Linked DNA regions of Mus musculus: region 2 is linked to region 1. A link is a loop called in an ENCODE intact Hi-C map of the cell type or tissue named here. Cell type or tissue: left cerebral cortex. All regions are shown on one strand. Links, peaks and the distances in the headings refer to the core of each region. The heading gives the core; the rest is flanking DNA.

Region 1 (2,901 bases), core at 112-2,611:
AAGGGGATGAGGGAAGGAGAGAAGGGGATGAGGAAAGGAGAAAAGGGGATGAGGGAAGGAGAGAAGGAGATGAGGGAAGGAGAGAAGGGGATGAGGGAAGGAGAAAAGGGGATGAGGGAAGGAGAGAAGGGGATGAGGAAAGGAGAGAAGGGGATGAGGGAAGGAGAGGAGGAGGAAGAAGAAGAATGCAGCACAGTGGCTGCAGACAAGGGTGTCTGGGTCTGAGGTGGCCATGTGGCATGAATAAGACAATGGGGTGGGAATGGTGATCTCTGAGAACTTCAAGGTATCTATGGGGTGGATGCTCACCACTCTGATTTGCCTGCCTTTTAAAGACACAGGCCAACTCCAGGATCCCAAGGCAGGCAGGGGAGGACCTGCTCAGGATGGCTTCCCTGGTTCCTCAAATACGCACATGACCCTTCCCAGACCAGATCCAATTTCCTACAGAGCAGCTGCTGAAATGAATACAGCACTAAGAGGCACAAGTGACATCATTCAGAAATTCTGAGGACCTGAGGTGATGACAAAGCCATCTAGGTTTTAAAAGGGGATGTTCTAAAGCGCCTGAACCCACATAACCAGGCCCTGCTCCTTCATGAGAACACTGGTGATCTGTTCCAGAGCATTCCTCAGTCTACCCCAGATCCACCCAGCCCGACATGCCTCACTGGTTTAAACTCAGACCCTCTCCCCTGGAAACCCTGTAAGCTACGTGGCCCTGAGAGCTCCCTACACTCTTAACATTCTCCCTAGGCAGGGGTGGGTCGTCTGCTGAACCTTGATACCTTAGGAACTTTGGGCCTAAGACAAGCCCAGGCCTGTGAGGGAAATATGCCTGCTGCTAAGAACTACCTGGGGTATCTGCTGAATGAGCTGTGAGGCTGGGTATTACCCTCCTGGGATTTTGTGGGACTCTTTGGCCAGAGGTTGTCCTATCTTAATCGCGGTGCCCTTGAGTTTGCAAAGGGCATCCGTGGGGTCCTAGTGGGAAGCAGAGGCCCTGTTGAATAACTGCCAGCTCAGGAAGTTGGGGCATGGCTGAGAACCTCAAAGTAGGTACAGGAGCTGAGGGCACAGGGAAGACTGCAGGGCCTGAGGAGGAAGCAAGCCGGGGGAAGGAAGGAAGGATGGTAAGGCTTTCAGGGCACGCGGAGGCAAAGAATTTAAGGTGGCCTCTATTTCCAGTGAAGGACACCTGTCCTTAGGGTGGCAATGGAGTACTGTCCAGGTGGCACAGACACACACTCACACCTGCCAGTCTTTGTAACCAGTGACGTGCAATGTGATAGTCTGTCAATGAGCACTGGTTCCCGGGCTGTCGCCCAGGCTGCTGGTAGCACTGGCACCATCTGCTCCCAGACAGGGACACGGGGGCGTCACATGCCACCTGTCAGGACTTGGTAGGGAGCAGCTTTCTCGTCTTTCCACTTTCTGCTTTTAAAAACACATCAGCGTGGGGTTCACGGTGGGAGTTTTGACAAGGATAGGAGGCACCTTTCCAAATGCTTTGCAGTGTTAAAAATGCACATAAAGTAGCTGGCTTGAAAAGAAGCAACCAGAGGTGCAAAAAGCATAGCCCTGACCTGGGAGCACAAGGTGCTGCCTCTGCTGTGCACTCTGGAGCACTTTCACTTCCTGGAGCTTCCCAAAATAAACCCTGGCTCCCTCCAGCTCTACCCTTGCTTAGTGCCCTGTCTGTTCCCTGGTCCTCAAAGGGAGCTCATCTTTCTGAGAGGTCAGAGCCTCCTCAGCACGTGGCTATCACTCTGGCAGAGCCCATCAGGCAAACAAGGGACTGAGCTCAGGTGCTTGCCTGAGCTCCACTGCAGAGCTGACCAGTTACTCCCAGGAGGTTAGAGCAAGGGCCTCCTAAAGCCCAGGTCTACTTGGCTGAGGCCTGCCGGGTCCAGGCAGGGCACATTCAACCAAAGCACCTAGAGCTGCGGTCTTGGAAAGAAAACCAAAGCGGCAGAAGAACTAACTGTCAGTAGGAACAGCATGTGAGCAGGGGCTCCATGACTGGCAGCTCTGCACCCCTGGAGTGCAGCTGGCATGGCTTCCCCACATGCCCCTCTGTGTAACCTCCTGGTACTCAGGAAGGAGAAGGTAGGCCACAAAAAGTAGCTACAGGAGGCGAGGGGTTGTGGCACATGCTTTTAATCTCAGGACTCAGGAGGCAGAGGCAGGTGGATCTCTGTGAGTCTGAGGCCTGAGTTCCAAGGCCTCCAGATCTACATAATAAAAGAACCCTGTCTCAAAAACAAACAGAAGAGAAAATTACAGATACACCCCTTGCCCACAAACATGTAAGTAGCTAGTCAGCAGCAAAAAATACACAGCACACCTGCCTCTCTTTGGCCTGAGGGCCCTGCCAGGACTAGCCTGAGACTGGACTTCTGTCCCTCATGAAAGGACTGTCAGGCTCTTTGTGCCCTCAGCAAGTCCAGCTAACCAAGGACACAGGTCCCAGGCCTAATTGCAGGGCAACGGTGCAGGAACTGAGCCATCTGAGTAGCAGGTAAACCCGGGAAGGTGGGCTGAACTTCAGAAAGCCAAGAAAGCCATGGCCGATGCTGACTCTGTCCTTGAGGGCCTGGAGGGGGGCCAGGAGAGGAGTCAGTGCCCCATCCCTCCTGTGAAGGGTTGTACTTTCTTGTTGAAGTCAAAGGTTTGCTGACACTAGGGAAGGAAATTTATTTCTTTAATTATGACTACTGTAAGTGGGCCAGTCAGCGGTAGTGCACAGTTGGGAGCAATATACCTTCTTCACTGTGGGGTGGGGGTCATGTTGAGGGGGGCTTGTCTGGGCATCAGGTGCTACCCAGCCCACAGATCATCTTCCCTGGCTCAGAAGGAAGGGTGTGGTTTTGTCGAGCTCTCTCTCTCATCCCAAACTGA
Region 2 (2,901 bases), core at 297-2,796, 53 kb after region 1:
TGGAGACCAAGTTATAAGCAATTGTAAGTGCCAGGCAGTGGTGGCACACGCCTTTAATCCCAACACTTGGGATGCAGAGGCAGGCGGATTTCTGAGTTCGAGGCCAGCCTGGTTAACAGAGTGAGTTCCAGGACAGCCAGGGCTACACAGAGAAACCCTGTCTCAAAAACCAAAAAAAAAGCAGTTATGAACTGACCTTGATCAAGTCCTGCAAAAGCAGTAATGTTTTTACCTAAGCCCCAAGACCAAACTTTTAACATAGGTATAGGAAGAAAAGGGCAGGCAATGGCCACATATCCACCGTGGGCAGATAAAAGAGAAGTGTCATCCTATCTAAACCTACCTCGGAGAGGTGATGACACAACCTCTCTTCCCACAAAGGCTCTTTCTTTACAGTACACAGCTGAGGCTTCCAAGAGGCTGCTGGTTAGAAGCCCATGACTGACTGTTACTAAGCTGCTACCTAAGCTAGAGCAGCAGGTGCTATATCAGATTAAACCACTCATGCACACAGCTCAGAGCCAAGCCACATACTAGGCCTAGGCCATGCCTTATGTTAGTAAGCCTGGGAGCTCCCTCCAAGCCTCCCAGGTCCCATGTCCCCACACCGACCAGGGGAAGAGCATCACATGCTAACTACCAATTGCCACACCCCTAAAGCATCAACGCCTCTCCCCAGATGCCTTTTCTAACAGTTGTCCGTTGAGGCAGACCAAGCAGGTCTCAGCAGCAGACGGAGCACACATGCCTCCTTGACCGCCTCAGGGCTCTCTAGGGGGCTCATCCCACCCCATAGCCAAAGGCTGACCAGAAGAGAGACACTACATCAGACAGGAACCTTCCTGATACTCTCAGTCCCCAGGCCTGAGCAGCCCCATGGCTGCTGAACAATGCAGTTTTGAATTCAATTAAAGCGATTATCTGTTGTGCCAAATAAATTGTGTACAGCATATATCCTGCGGCACTTTACACCTCCAGGCTCATTATTCCCTAACTGTTTCCTCCTGTTTATGCGCTCTCAAATTAAATTGCTGATAATACGCGCCAAAATAAAAAATGAGCGCACCTTGTCCCAAGAAAATTGATTCTCCTTCTCCTGAACTGGCGATTGCCAGGTTTTATATACTCGGTTCCTGGTGATCATTAGTAATTCAATTTTCTTTTTATTAGCCCCCTTATCTGCTGAGCAATATAGTGGCAGCGCTGACCTCTTTCGCACGGGTAAATGTTTAAAATCTTTTCCCTGATTAATTTTGCCAGTTAAGAAAAAGAGGAGAAATGGCCCGGCTCTTAGCCATCACAATGAATAAAGCTTAATGTTGATTGTGATGGAATTTCTAATGCCAGGGAAATTGATTGAACGCGGCAATTACGCTGCAAGAGTAACTCGAGGGAGATGGGATCGCTTTCTTCTGGCCGTAGCCTTTTGGTTATTTAAAACAATCCAATTTGCAAGGATAATTATGTATTAGTGTTTTATCTGCCACTTGAAATGAACAGGGGAGTTTCGATACTGGCCCAGCATTAGCAGGTTATTGCTGCAAATTACTTGATATCTGCTTTCTTTCACATAAAGAGGAAATTAGGCAATCAATTACCAGAAAAGGGTGGATGGAGGGATAAGAGGGGCAAGGGCGCCCTCTACTGGCTGCTAGGCCACACAGTAGGGCTGAGTAGGGACCTGGAGAAGGGGCTGGCCAGGGTTAGCTAGGCTAACCCAATTCCTTGGCACACAAAGTGTGGATATCAGGGTACTGGCACCATGAAAATTCTGGAACTAGGGCTAAGTGTTTTCCTGGAGGCAAGCAGAAAGATTGGCCTCTAAGCACTAGCTAAAGGGGCAGCCCCTATCTACTGACCCCACGTACTGGGAGACGCTAACAGCCACAGAAGCTTGGGGGGCTGCACTGCTTGGAGATAGAAAAGCTCCAATCAGCAATATGGCAAAACTCCAGCCCAGGGAATCAAACAGACTGGCCGGAGCTTTGAACATCATTCAGGCTGGGATACTTAGACAAGCAAGGAAAGAGGCAGACAGTAAGCCTTGCAAGGGGGAAAGCACAAGCTGGTCCCTAGAGCAAGCCAAATCCATCCAGGCTCCAGTCCAGAGGAATTACCACTGTCACTCCCATCTCCTCCTGCCTCCTGTACACAGCCCACCATGTGATCTCTGCCTCTCTAGAGTAGCCGAGAGTAGTGGCCTCTGGAACCGCTACCTGAGTAGACAGGCTCAGCATCTCCTGTTTTCACAACTCACTTGCTACTTAGATGAGGATACCCCCTTGAGCTCACACACAAGGCCTTGCATGCCAGCCATCCTGACTCACTGTCTACTCCAGCCTGCTAGCCCAACCTTGTCACCTGATATTCCCGAGAGCAGCAACACAAGCTGTCTCCTGGCTCCCTCTTCTATCCTTCCCTGAAATTACAGAACCTATTCCCTCCCTTTGGCATAAAAGAGCTTCCCCCATTACCTAGTGCCCTTTGCACTGGGGTAACCCCCTTCTCTGATCCTGTATAGCACACAGCTATATGATCTTCCTCCTGCTCTGTGGTCCACAGTGCCTTCACCTGCACAGCTGAGCGAGCGCCATTTCCTCTCCTAACTCAAGTCTGCTGAGGAAGACTCCTAATGCCTGCCTAGTGTTGACACTCTCCCCGGAGCCCATAACTATATGCTTCTGCTTTCTTGTTCACCACCCAAAGCCAACTGTCCCGGCTGTTGACAAGGGCTCAGGCAGCCACTCGTCTCCACTAGAATGTGGCTCAGTGTCCCCAGGAACTAGAATGATTCTTGGCCCCAAGGTGCCCATCACATGCTTGGCGGGTCAGCAGGTGAATTGTGGATAGAGAGACTCCCCAGAGCCCTTCCTGCAACAGAAATACCAGGGCACAATGCAG

What was found. Hi-C counts contacts between places; a loop is a spot of excess contacts. Peaks named below come from ENCODE experiments on the same cell type or tissue, not always from the same donor. Only the 100,000 strongest peaks of a DNase experiment are listed, where the experiment ranks them.
Region 2: it touches region 1 in a loop (2.2-fold over the local background); 4 of 42 quality-filtered maps call a loop at or near these places.

Annotation. Positions count from the first base shown.
Region 1 is chr15:75,780,743-75,783,643 of GRCm38, forward strand. The region is part of intron 5 of Zc3h3 (zinc finger CCCH type containing 3); the gene reads right to left. Among named protein-coding and RNA genes, the nearest start is that of Gm23747, 22 kb to the left of the region's middle. In left cerebral cortex, for the core only: no CTCF peak of the experiment used is centred there; a DNase peak (open chromatin) is centred at 1,397.
Region 2 is chr15:75,834,033-75,836,933 of GRCm38, forward strand. The region is part of intron 3 of Zc3h3 (zinc finger CCCH type containing 3); the gene reads right to left. Among named protein-coding and RNA genes, the nearest start is that of Zc3h3, 6.4 kb to the right of the region's middle. In left cerebral cortex, for the core only: a CTCF peak has its summit at 1,651 (motif pointing left); a DNase peak (open chromatin) is centred at 1,634.